2 separate regions of the Homo sapiens genome follow, and region 1 is linked to region 2. The links are chromatin contacts, found by Hi-C or POLR2A ChIA-PET in ENCODE. All regions are on one chromosome and are shown on one strand. The core of a region is the stretch at or near the end of the contact, and the rest is flanking DNA. Distances in the headings are between cores, read along the strand shown. Region 1 overlaps CACNA1C (calcium voltage-gated channel subunit alpha1 C). Region 2 overlaps CACNA1C (calcium voltage-gated channel subunit alpha1 C).

The links. A loop is a pair of places that touch in the nucleus more often than their neighbours do. ChIA-PET counts read pairs that join two places held with the same protein, here RNA polymerase II (POLR2A). Pooled maps may share reads with other maps.
Region 1: a loop to region 2 is called in a pooled map, with 2.4 times the contacts of the local background. The contact joins two enhancer-like sites. A Hi-C loop is called at or near these places in 6 of 37 single-sample maps with no recorded cell type and 4 of 50 pooled maps. POLR2A ChIA-PET finds 5 or more read pairs at or near these places in 1 of 52 experiments (OCI-LY7).

Annotation. Positions count from the first base shown.
Region 1 is chr12:2,391,882-2,398,540 of GRCh38, reverse strand. All of the region lies in intron 3 of CACNA1C (calcium voltage-gated channel subunit alpha1 C), which reads right to left. Among named protein-coding and RNA genes, the nearest start is that of CACNA1C-IT3, 130 kb to the right of the region's middle. Within about 2 kb of position 1,885, at least 9 of the 41 ENCODE cell types and tissues checked have a DNase peak (open chromatin) inside an H3K27ac peak, as active enhancers do.
Region 2 is chr12:2,247,380-2,254,186 of GRCh38, reverse strand. All of the region lies in intron 3 of CACNA1C (calcium voltage-gated channel subunit alpha1 C), which reads right to left. Among named protein-coding and RNA genes, the nearest start is that of CACNA1C-IT3, 19 kb to the left of the region's middle. Within about 2 kb of position 5,191, at least 7 of the 41 ENCODE cell types and tissues checked have a DNase peak (open chromatin) inside an H3K27ac peak, as active enhancers do.

The DNA.
Region 1 (6,659 bases), core at 636-3,135, 150 kb before region 2:
TTCAGATAAGGAATGGTGGCTCCCAGAAGTCATCTGGTGAGTGGCCAGTCTCCCGATGCACAGACCAGAGCTCTGCCCGACTCAGCACCACCCAGCCATGCTGCCCTTTGCTTCCACAGAGTATCCAGATGAAGGGCATATAGTTTGGAAAAGCTTATTCAATGTGAAAACTTTATATTTAGAGATGAAAAAACACATCTTGCTTTTAAAATGCAAACTTCACGAGGTAAAGCTCAATACAATTTTCTTGGCCTGGTAGCTCAAAGAAGGTGTGAGGGATTCTCCAGGGGAGGGGCACGTATGTGGAAGAGGCCTTCAGAGCTGGGCTATTGGATTTTGCCCAAGAACAGTGGAACTCAGAAAATGCAAATAATGGCATCAAAAGAGTGCATTGATATTTAAAGCACAAAAATGAGAAGTCCTCCTTCTTACCTTTTGGAAAAAGCCAAATGGCTCTCTTCCTTCTAATTGCGCCTCCAGCTTGGCCTGAGTTTATTTCAAGCCTGGGCCTGCCCTCGGGCCAGTGATGGAGATTCAGGAGTGACAGGCCCAGGGGCTAGGCAGGGGCCTCCTGGACCAGCCCTTTGGGGCACCACACTTCAAAGTCCTTCCTGCCTGCCAAGGGCGCTTGTTGTGACTCATCTGAGGGACAAAGCACGCTGTCTGCCACAGCTAGCTGCCCGAGAGCTAACTATGCTTTCTCCTGACTGCCCCTCCCTACCCCTAAATCAGAGGCTCTGACAGAGCAGTAAGATTTATCAGAAGGCTCATGGCTTGGGAAGCCAGCAGGATGCCCTCTGCAGACGCTCTAATCCCACTCACAGGTGATGGGGTGTTTCCATCCTCACCAGCTTTGCTGCTCCACTGTGTCTATCATCTGCCAGCATTGAGTGTATTGGGCCTCTGTTTTGTGCCAGTCACTTGGTACACATAAATTCCCCTGCAACCACAAGCCTGATTACCATTTCCAGAGCCGTGGACTCTGGACTGGTCCAGGGCCACCCAGTCAATCAAGAGCAATGAGAGTCTGAATGTAGGTGCCGCCTCCGCGGCACGTGTGTTGCTGCTGCTTACCTGACTTGCTCCTAGAGCGTGAAAGCTCCTGGGGGCTCTGAATAATTGCCCTGGAGTGACTTTGTGTCTGGGATGGGCCTGTCACTCAACTGAGCTCCCACTCTTACCTGTGAAGTCTGGAGTGATTCTAATGATCTAGCCCCCATTCTACCACTCAAGGACTTCGATTCAAAATCCAAGACACAAGCAAAAAGCCAAACAAAACAAAACCCAATACCTGTTTACTCTTCTTGATGGATAACACTCCACAGTCCCCAGAGTTTAAGTGTGGAAGCAAGTGTGGTTTAGCACAGGGGTTCTCCACTTGGATCCACTGATGATCTTTAGAGTGTGGCTTGTGAATACCTTGCAATTCTAAGCACAATGTTGTACATATGTGCATGGATGTCTCTTTCTGGGGCAAGTCCAAAGCTTTCATCAGATATGAAAACAGGTTGGTGAACCCCAAATATAAACTATTTAGAAGTTAGTTTAGAACTACTAACAGGCTAAACAGTTTGAGAGACAGATGTGTGGCCCAGAAGTATCCAGACCAAGAAAGAGCTGAGACAGTGCAGCAGCCTGCCCTGGGCCTCCAGCCTGGACTCCAAGTGACCAGATTCCTGGGTTTGGGATCCTTCAACAGTTTGGTTTTATGAAGTGTTCACGTACTTCTGAATGGTGTGGCTCGGCCAGGCTTGGCCCCATGCCTTTAGAAAACCGCTAATGAAACATTAAATAGTTGGAGAGGCCTAGCTTCATGCCAGAGCTCTTGGCCAAGAGGCGCCTGCTGTGTGGCCATAGGCCAGGGGCTGCTGGGTCCCCAGAAAATGTAATAGGTGGTGACAAGGCAAGTCCTGGTGACAACAACTCACCCTGTTCACAAGGGCCCTAAGTTTTGGGATCCTCAGCTGGTGTTTTGGAGGACCACAGGCCTGGGCAACAAGCCACTGCTTAGCTGAATCAAAGCTCAGCACATTCCCCAGGCCAGAGGCCACAGACCGAGTTAAGCCTGACCTGAACCACTTGGGCAGCCGGATCGCCTTTCTGCCCCCAACCACAGAAAGAGAAAAATCATCCCTCTTCTTCTTGGGCAGGCCTCTTCGTCCCCTTGACTCGGACACCGAAAGGGAGCAGAAACAGCTTTGCTAGTGTTGCATGCAGAGACAATCAGGCTGCAAAAATATTTCCATGTTTCCCAGAGTGCTTTCTCTCTTCACCTCTTTCTGTTGCTCCCCAACTCAGAAGGCTTGAACAGATGTGTGTCACTGAAAGATACACAACTTGGCACAGATAGAACCCCAGGAAATAACCCAGCACCCTAAAAGACCATCAGAGTGTCAGACCCAGGGGCTGAGACTGTACAAAAGACACCACGCACACACACTTCCTGGTCAGCTGAACTGTTTCAGCAGGCCAGGGACAGCCCCTGCTGAGGTTCAACACCAGGAGTGCAGACCATGGGGACGGGCACCAGGCTCCAGTGAGGTAGACTGGAATCTACTCACTGTGAGATCTTGACAAATTAATCCCTCTGAACACTGGGGACCCTAGTACCGGATCCTGGCTTGTAAAGATTAAATAAGATGACGTGTGTTTGTGCCTAGCACCTTCTAATTTCTCAACCAAAGGCAGATAATGGTATGAGCAACTACTCATGTGGCTCAGATCTGTGCTAATGTCAATGCAAAAGAGAAAGTCGGGGGTTCGGCTACCTTTTCTCAGATCATAGGGTTCAGGGATGCACATAGAGGTGCTGCGTTGAAAGGAATACATGGGAAGCCTCAGACTGGAAAAAGGAAACAGCTCTAGCCTGGAAAATCTGGTTTCTCCTGGATGGTTCCAGCAGCCAGCCACTTGGCTCTTCCAGAGGCTCAGAGGGACCCGACTTGCTTTCCCTGTAACTACAGCCTCTGGCCACTGGGGGCGCACTGAGTCCCTCTGTCTTCAGGGTCATGAAAAAAAAAGCCCCTTTCCCTTTATTCAGTTAAAATAAGGCTGGTCACTTTGAGAGGCCAAGGTGGATGGATCACATGAGGCCAGGAGTTCGAGACCAGCCTGGTCAACATGGCAAAACCCCATCTTTACTAAAAATACAAGAATTAGCTGAGCATGGTGGTGCACACCTGTGTTTCCAGCTACTTGGGAGGCTGAGGCAGGGGAATCTCTTCAACCAAGAAGGCGGAGGTTGCAATGAGCTGAGATCATGTCATTGCACTTCAGCCTGGGCAACAAAGCAAGACTCTGTCTCAAATATTTAAAAAAAAAAAAAAAAAAAGCTAGAGAAAAGAAAAGAAGGCTGGAGTGCAGGCACAGTGCTTCCTGCCTGTAGTCCCAGCTACTCTGGAGGCTGAGGCAGGAAATCATTTGAGCCTGGGAGGTCGAGGCTGCAGTGAGCTATGACTGTGCTACTACACTCCAGCCTGGGCAACAGAGTGAGATCCTGTCTCTATTAAAATAAGTAAATAAATAAATAAATAAGGCTGGGAATTTTCAAATGAAAATTTCACTAGGAAACTAAGTGAAATAAACAAAAACTTAGACAAGTTGACAGTGAAGAATTTGGATCCTAATTGAACTTAAGTCTAGCCTTACACTGGCTTTGCAGATACAGCTTATGGTACATCTGGCCAAGTTAGAGATGGGAAACCAAACCACTCCAATTTCTTACCCGAGACTCACTGGGTTGGTACTACTTCTTGTGTTTTCTCCAAACGTGGGCTCTAGCTCCTGATCCTGATAGCCCTGGATAAGGAAGACTCTTCCTGACAGAGGTGTCCACTGCCCATCCCTCTACACCTGGGGCCCTTCCTACTTGATGCCATTCTTGTCACCAATGCACTTCTGAAGACCCCTTTGGATGGGCCCAGAGAGGAGGCCTTCCAGAACCCCATCCAGGGTTTTACAGTCTGAAAACACTTTACATTCACAAACTCAGTAAATGCGATGACATCGTTTCCACTAAGGAGAGAAGGTGGCCATTCTCTCCAGACAGCAGGGGATTTTATAATTAAGTAAAATATTTAATATTTAAAGGTATACTTGCAGGGGAAGGTGGCTCAAATTTATTCTACATCTTCCCTTGAAAATCAAGCATGAAGAAATGGAGAAATTTTTATTTATTAGTCACTCTTATCTTTTCAAGCTCTTGGATTATAAAGCCTGCGTTTATCATGGCTGTGTCCAAGTTTCTCCTGTGGGCCAGGGACCAGCTCCTGCGTCCATACCAGAGAGAAGCCACATCAGGAGTAGGAGGAGGGCCATGTGGGAGTGCAGACGACAGGCCTCCGCCTGGCCCGTGCTGGTTCACCCTGGCACCTTGGAAAATTGTGGAGCTTCTTCTCCAGTGTCCCTCCTTTTCCTTTTTTTTTTTTTTTTGTTTAGAGACAGGGTCTTGCTCTGTTGCCCAGGCTGCAGTGCAGTGGCACAATCATAGCTCACTGCAGCCTCGACCTCCTAGGCTCAAGAGATCCTCCTGCTTTAGCCTGTAGCTGGGACTACAGGCCCATGACACAGGTAATTTTTATATTAATTTTTGTAGACATGTAGAGATGGGATCTGGCTATGTTGCCCGGGCTGGTCTTGAACTCCTAGCCTCCCATGATCCTCCCACCTTAGCCTCCCAAAGTGCTGGAATTACAGGAGTGAGCCTCCACGACCAATCCCCAGTGTCCCTTTTCAGCCTAATTCAGAGATGTAAACCCTTTCCTGAGTTTTACTTCCCTAAAATAAGAAATTTTGATCTTATAACCTTCTTAGTAAGAAAACGAGTACCTGCCAAGGATTTAAACCAGAGAGAATAGAGAAGCAGCATCTACAGAACCTTTGTGTTAGGCATTTGATAAACATCATTTCATCTCTGCAACAACCTGCACAGTAAGTATTTTTATCCTCTTTTGCAGACTAGAAACAGAGGCTCGGAGAAGTTCTATGGCTTGCCCTCAGCTATATAGCTAGCAAGGAGTGGGGGTAAGCTTTCGGCTGTCAGGCCACACTTGCCCAAAGTTACACAGCTAGTGGATGGCAGAGCCAGAAAATGAGAAGGATTCCACAGTCAGAAGCGTGTACTCTAGCCTCACTAATGGATGCCACAGTCTTCACTGGAGCAGGAGATGGTGGAGGGCCAGCCAGCAGGGTTTGAATCCATGGTCCAGGCCTAGAGCTAGCAGTCATTCACATGCCACTCACCCCTTCTCTGCTTGGCTGGTGATCAGTTAGAGGCCTCCTCAGCCCAGCCTGCATTTTCTGCTTGGTTTGCAGTTTGCTAGGCGGCTTCTATGGTAAGACAGTGGTCTGGAGGCCTTGCCCCTCCTAGTGAGCCCAGGTTTCCATGGGAGATGAAGCTGCAGCCTTAGCTTCCAGCTACGAGGCAGGACAGTGCACTTTCAAGGGCTGTTGACTCCGGAGCAGCTCCCAGGGTGAGGTCTGGCTGAGGGGCATGTGTTTGTACAGGGGCTTGAAGTGCACGACAGTACTTTGCTGTGCTAATACTAGAGGGTTAACAGTAGTCAACAGTCTACACAAGGTAAGGACACAGGGTTCTTACGGACACAAGGATTGGTCCAGGAATTTCAGCCAAATAGCAAAGCCCAGATGGACATAAAGAAAAGCTCCCTAGCTGCCATACTTCTGCTGAACTCATCCATGAACACATCCATGTGCGATGGGGCCAGCCCTGAGAACATTCTGCCAACATGCTCTCCTCCCCCAGGTAAAGGCCACAGGAAAAGTTCTCAGGTACAATCCTCTGCCTCCCACCTGGGCATCAGCAACATTCCTCCAGCCCAAGTTCAGGTCCCGCTGTATGCAGAATAATGCAAAGGACCTTTTTAAACCCAGGTATCTTGGAGACACCAAATCACCCCATGACAAATCCCCTCTAAAGAATAATAAGGAAAATAGCTCAGGGAGGAATGAAAAGTGTGCTTTGAGCTTGGGCCCAGACACAACGGTTTCTCAGAAACCCACCCCCGGCTGATGGATGCATGCGAGGGGCTGGCAAATCAGATGCTTTTTCTTCCCAGCAGCTGACAAGGTCTGCTTAGGTGCCCAGACAGGTGAAAGCTATAGCAGGGCCTCTGCAGCTTCCTGGAAGGAAGGGGCTATGGTGCTAAATTTCCCTAACGAGCTCATAACTTTCAAAAAAATAGAAAAATGAAGTTACTGTAGATGCACAAAAGCTAATGATCAGATGGAAGTGGTTATGATGGTAGCAGTGGAAAGACTAAATAGATGGCTCAGTAGAAATAATTCTCACGTTTACATTTCTCTCTCTTATGTTTAACAACATGGAGCAATTTATTATCGGTCAATGCCTGGAAAAAATGCTGACTTGAAAATTGTAAGAATTCTTCAGCTTATATGATAAAAATACCATCTGGTTTTCTTCACCTCAGAACTAGGTTTGGAAACTAGATAAGCAGATTGGGCTTATATACTCTACTAAGTTCCAAAAGGCAGAATTAGGAAGATGGTGAAACGCAGAGTTTAAAACAAGGCTGTCCAGCGGAACTCCTGGCAAACACGGGAACGCTCTGTGCCGGTGCTGTGCAGCATGGTGGCCACCAGCCACGTGGCAGCTGAGCACCTGATACACAGCCAGTGCC
Region 2 (6,807 bases), core at 3,942-6,441:
GTGCTGGGCACACACAGTAAAGCTCCAGAAAAGTGAGTTGTTTTTGCATTGCGAGTTTTTCTGGACTGTGTCAAGTTTTACTTTAAATAAGGCACATCCAAACTAAGAAGTGCCCAGGTGAGGTTGGTCACCCAGTGATGGCTTCCAGGCTCACCAGCACACCCTCAGTCCTATCCATGACTGAGCCCTTCCCATCCAGCCCTCCCCTGGATCCCAGTACTGTTGCTTCTCCCACTCAGTACGCATCCCTTACTTCCCTGTTGGTTTCAAAGTTTTCTCTCTCCAGTGATCCCATAAATCAGGCATGTGAGACAGAAGGTTTTCACATCATGTATTAAAGGTTATTAAGTGCTCCCAATGAGATAGAAGAAATCTTCCATTGCAACATGAGAGGCATACTTTGGACATCAGAATGAATAGTGGTAAGCGCTACTTAAACAATGTAGGTTACCAGTGGATGGACGGAGAGGCAGAAACTGACATTTACTGACTACCTACGTGTGTGAATGTGCTTGATTTTATTTAATCCTCAACACCCTCCTGCGAGGAAGGTATCATTATTTCAGGGATGAAGAAAGAGGAAAAGAATAGCATTTCCACAGCAGATGTTCTTAGAAAACAGAAGCCACGGACTTAGGTTCCAATGACTTGCAAATAGTACCCTGGTGGGGAAAAGTATGCACATATGTTTGGCCTCCACTGTACCCAGAGCTGCTTGGAGAGCCTTCCACATGGATCAGTCAATGACCAAGGAGGAGTTCTAAGCCTTTGGGTGGCAGCCAATAAATAATCATCCTTTCTGCCCCTTATAAACTCAGAACCAATTAAGAAGTAAGATATAGGACACACAGATTAAATCAAACCAAAAGCTTGATTAGAAACAAATTATAAAATGGAGGAAGTGGCTTAGACGGGCTTCGAAGGACTTCCTAATATTTCAACCACTATTAAATGTACTTACCCTGCCAGAAGGTGAGACCATCACAGGTTTTCCCCACAGGGCCAGATCAGTCCCAATAACTTGGTGAACCCTTCTTTGGGGATAAGTGGATTCAAAAGAGAGTCCCAGAAGGGGCTACACCAAACTCACCAGTCAGATAGGTCACTTCTCCCCTGGGGACAAGGGCATAAAGAGACAGGGAAAAGTGGGATGTGTTCCTGCCATACCTTCCCTTCCGGGAACATGAGCTAGAAACTCCCTCCTTCCCCTGCCCATGTAACACAAGGGGTAGGGAGTAAATGATATTCCTTTTGCGGGAGAGGGCCATCAACACTTTCAAGCTAACTCGAATGTATGGGAAAGACTGAAAAAAAAAAAAAAAGTTAAACCCATGGACCCAGCAAAGTGCCATCCTCTAAGGAGGACTTGGAAGGACCCAAGAAAGTCTTGGGAAGTAAAAACTGGGGAAGAGTAAGAGCTTAGAAAAAAGAAAGAAGGGGTTTGACCTAACAGGTCTGTAACAGAAAACATACAGCTGTCCCCGCACAAACACCTTCATCTGATCTGGAATTTGCTCTACATAGAACCTGAATAATCTCCTGGAACCCACCAGGCCTCTACCACCTACAAAGGCAACCTTGACATTTAAAGTGCATAACTCTTGTCCCTGCTTCTTGATAGACAGTGGAGGACAAATGATGACTCACACAAGAAGCCCCCAAGCCTGCTCCGGGGCTTCTTAGCCTCAGCTGCACGGTTGCTGCTTTCCATGTCCTTCCACCTTCCACTCAGCACGTTGGCCTCCCAGAGGGTCCTCTTTCTACACTGTCCTACAACCCAAACGTTTGTGTATCGTATCAGAGCTGCTGATGTGAAGAAGCCTTTGACTGTGGCCAGATTGCAGAGGCCACTCTGTCTAAACCAGCCCTTTTTTGGACTTTCTTTTTCAGGCGGACTATTTACACACTTCAAGCAAGCCCCACAAGAGCCCCCAGCAAATAATACATTCATCCAAGCAGCCATCTCTGGTGGAAAAAAATCGTTATTAATTGGGGTTACAGCACTCATTTTAACCGCAGCAGGAGCTGAGCCAACTTGATTTAGTGGTGTGCAGTCTTTTTCTGAACTCCAGTGGATACTTCACAAATAACAATAAAAATTTTAATGGTAGGACAGACATGGAGTGGGCTACACAGCTTCACTCATTAAACAAACTCCATCCACCATGCTCAAGGATTCAAGCTGTTTTATGTGGCCAGCCACTTTGCCTAAGCCTGCTGCAGATGAGAGACTAAATTTTCATGGTGTCAAGTTGCAGTAAGAAACAGGTTTCATTAGCCCTCTTAACAGATGCAGAAACCGAAGGCCAGAGTGAGAAAGTGATTTAGGATCAATCAGAGGAGGTGCCAGGAGTCCATCCTCAGCCCCACCTCTCGCCCCAGCCTCATTCAGTTCTGATTTCCGAAACATTTTCGCTTCATGGAAACTAGGAAGACTCCATTCTCTGGAGAACTGCAGGGCAGCTGTTTCTGATTATTTTTCCAAGAGAGACACATAACCAAAAGGGTATTTTGGTTATAAAGCAATTTATTTCTCTAACCATTAGAAGATATGTATGTTCATTCCCATGGGCCCGGGGCTGGGTTTGGTTGCCCTGCAATGACAACGTCTAGCAGGACTCCACTGAATCCAGGAGGCCAGTAATGGAAACTCAAAGACTGTGGCAGTGCCACTTAGATAAGCACCTGCGGCCTCCCTGACCTACCTCAACCTCCCTGGCTTGGAAACCTCTGCTGGAAATTTCATAGAAGCTACTTCTCCCCTTGCAGGGGAGAATTTTCATTACAAAGGAGGATTTCAACACGCTTCAGCCATGTCCTTTAGGATCACTGTACTAGAAAGCTGGGTATAGCTCTGACCAGCCATTGACCGCCTGCCCTCATGATGGTCACGATCCCAGGAGACATGTCAGTAGACCACACTGTCCAGCAGCAACTCAGCTTCCCTTTGCCCTTCACCCCCATGACCTTATGCTGACTGTCAACGTGATCTATTTTCTCCCCTGCTCTTCAGAAGCCCTCAGCAACGATTCTCCACTCCCCAGATACTGATGACAGAAACTAAATGATCAAGAAGTATTCATATGAGCAGACACACATCCCTCTCAAACTCAGGCTCTTCCAAAGTGACATGACTGTTCTGCAGACGGGCTGAGCCAACGCAGAACACACTGTCCCTCCTTCTGCGTCATGCTGGAAGTTGCTCTAAGTGCAGGATGTGGTAGAAGTCACCAGGGTGGATGGGATGGTCTGTGTTCCAGCAAACCCACAAGGACAGAAGAGCCAGCCTGGGCTGGTTAGGGAGAGGACAGCTTCAAGGCTGAAGACTAAAAAGTAGAGCTATTATTCTGGGTGGCTTGTCGTCATCTCCACTGAGAGCAGAACAAACCCCTAAAGCATGTGGAATTTCCATTACAGACAAAAAAGAATTATTGGACAGTGAGGGTCATTAGACAATGGAATGAGTGCCCAAGGCTACAGCACTGGCATCACCACAATGATCAAGTCAGGAGGGCCGGCTGGGGTTGGGAGGTCACTGGATTAGAGATGGATGACCAGGGCTCCATTGGCTCAGTGGGTATTTAACGCATGGCCTTGGAGGAGGTGCCAGTCTCTCTCCACTTCAGCTACAGCGTAGGCCATCACCCAGTTTGTCCCCCTGAGTAGTTGCTATGAAGATCAAATGAGATCATGGATGTAAAAGTGTTCAGTGAACCATAAATTGCTACCCAGATATCAGCTGTCATCAACCACACCCACAATCCTGACTAAAGGTCTCGGGATGGAGAGAGGGTCTTGGCCTGTGCCCTTCAGGATTCGGTGCTGTGCGTGCAACCTGGGAGTTTCTGCCCTGTTAATAAGCTGAGTGCTCCCAACTCCAGGTGCTGGGAGGTGAACGGCCCAGGGTTGGAAATGTCTCTTCCTGGAGTGCTCAGTGCTGATGCTGGCCAGGTGGAGCACAGAAGACAAATGAACTCCGCAGATACTGACTGGGTGGGCTCTGTGAGGCACTGTCCATGCCTCAGGGAGATGGACTGATGCATCCTTGTCCTTGAGGAATCTAAAGAGAAGGCAAGGCAGGCCGGGTGCAGTGGCTCACGCCTGTAATCCCAGCACTCTGGGAGGCCGAGGCAGGTGGATCACGAGGTCAGGAGATCGAGACCATCCTGGCTAACACGGTGAAACCCCGTCTCCACTGAAAATACAAAAAATTAGCCAGGCGTGGTGGCGGGCGCCTGTAGTCTCAGCTACTCGAGAGACTGAGGCAGGAGAATGGTGTGAACCCGGGAGGCGGAGCTTGAGGCAGGAGAATCGCGTGAACCTGGGAGGCGGCGCTTGCAATGAGCCAGGATCGCGCCACTGCACTCCAGCCTGGGCAACAGAGTGAGACTCCATCTCAAAAAAAAAAAAAAAAGAGAGAAGGCAAGGCAGATGTCACTGATTCGGAGCCACCGGCCGAGTGAGCCCTAGACTAGATTTTAGGCCTGGCCTCACCTTGGACAGGTCACGTGAGTCCCCTGAATCCCAGGTGCAATAAACAGGGAACAATCATCACCTCTGTGTGCCCACTTCACAGAGCTAATGTGAGGGTTGGGGGTGACGAACTGCAGAGGAGTACCAGCAGGAATAACAGCAAACATTTACCTGGCATCTGCTCTGTGCCACACACTGTTTAAACCTTTTACAATCAGAGGGCAACAAACTTTTTCTGTAAAGGGTCAGGTAGTAAATATTTTAGGATTTTATTTTAGGATTTGTAGGACAGACAGTCTCTGTCACAATTACTCATCTCTGCTGCTGCTGCAGAGAAACAGTCACAGACAAGACATAAATGGATACGTGTGGCTATGTTCTGATACCATTTTATTTACAAAAGCAGATGGCAGGCCGGATGTGGCCTGTTCGCCAGTTCACCAACTCCTGCTTTGCATACTTCCCCTCACCATGACCCAGTGAAGTATACGTCACTTCATACTCACTTTACAGATGAGAAAAGTGAGGCCCAGTCACATGAATTAACTTGCTCAATGTCAGAGAGCTGTTAAGTGGCAGGCTTGGGATTTGAAGAAAGGCAGTCTGGCCCCAGAGTCCTTACCTCCTTACCTCTCTACTGACAGCCTATTCAGAACGCTAGAAATGAAACGTGACAACCACTACATCAAACTGAGGTGCCAGTCAAGCATGGCCATAATAATAGCCAACATTTCCTGAGGGCCTATTTTACGCCAGGCACGGTGCCAGGTGCTTCCCAGATGCAACCTTCATAGCAGCTCTGTGAGAACAGGACTATCGTGATGCTCATTGTACAGAGGGAGAAACAGAGGCTGAGGGTTACCATAACTTGCTCAAGGTCCCAGAGTCAGCAAGTATTAGAGCCATAATAGAACCTAAGTCCGTCACCGCCAAGGTTGGCATTGCCCCTCCACACCGTGAGGCCCTCTTGCCAGGAGGCAACATCCGCTCCTGTCTTTCGGTTACTTCTTTCCAGAGTAAAGGTAGACACTGTTCTCTTCGAGAGTTTATACCACTGCGGCTTTGAACACGGGAGCGTGATGCACTGCCTTGGGGATGATCACCCCCAGGAAGACAGGAAGGCTCACTTCTCTGCCCCAGTTGCAGCCATCGCCTCTCCAGCACCGACTCCTGTCTGTCCTGCACACCACTCAACACAGAGCATCTGCCAGTTTCTACAGCACTGCAGGCAGAACACTCACTTGCAGGCTGCTAACTAAAAATACTGGAAAATGGAGCCCAGTGAGGCGGCCTCGGTTCCTTCACAATGGAAAGGGATGATCCCGTGGGTCCTTGGCCCGGTGCAGAGAAATGTTCCCTGGAAGGACAGCACGGAGATTCCCAGCATCCAACTCTGGTTCCTGGACTCATCTCCTCCTCCCCTTAACTGGTCAGGAGCTGAGCATGAAAGAGACACTGCTCACTGGTTATATTTATAGAGCAGAGTCCAGCAGCCAGGAAGTGGACATTATGGGAATGTACAGTGTAAACACAGCATAGGAGAGGAGATTCTTAATTACTTTGCAATGGACATTTGAGCCAAACCTTCCTAGGTTAGCTAAGTTGTGTGTGGTGTTACTGTTTCTCCAATGAACACACACACACATATATACATAGAACTTAATTTTAAGTTAAAAAAAGTTTGAGTGGAAAAAGATGCCCACGATTCAGCTCAATTTTAGAAATAACTAATTATATTTGAGAATGGGAGAGAAGAGTTCTTTCTGGCTTACAAAGGTTCTCAGCCACCTGTCCCCCCTCTGCAGTGGCCACAGCACCTTTTCTCCTTTCCATGTACTGTTTCTTGCTTTGTTCCTAAAATTCAAGTTGTCTTCCCCTCCCTTGGAGAATAAAGAGAAAGGAGCAGGTGAGAACGAGACTAAGTGGAGGTGACAGAGAATGAAAAGAGGAAGCACAAAGAGGCTCGGCAAGAATCCAGAATTTTAGAAGGAAAAAGAACAAGTGATTAAAGACCTAGAAGGTTTCAGCAAAAGTTTCCTTTTGTCCCTTTGCAAAATCTTGCCATCGTCCATAGGGAACTGAGGAGGGACCAGGAAGTCTAGATTTCGCCGTGGCTGCCCACCAGGAAGGTCAGGAAGCCTGAAACTCAGCCATGGGGACAAAGTGCCCACCAGGCGGATGAAGTCTGCAGTCACATTGCCGTGTTAAACTGGGACACTCCATCACAAAATGGCATGGTCGATTTCTCCCAGCCTAGAAAGCTGTGAGGAATTTCCCCACGAAGGTTATATCTCATTTTGTCACATGCAAATTTAGCTAATTAAAACCCACCCG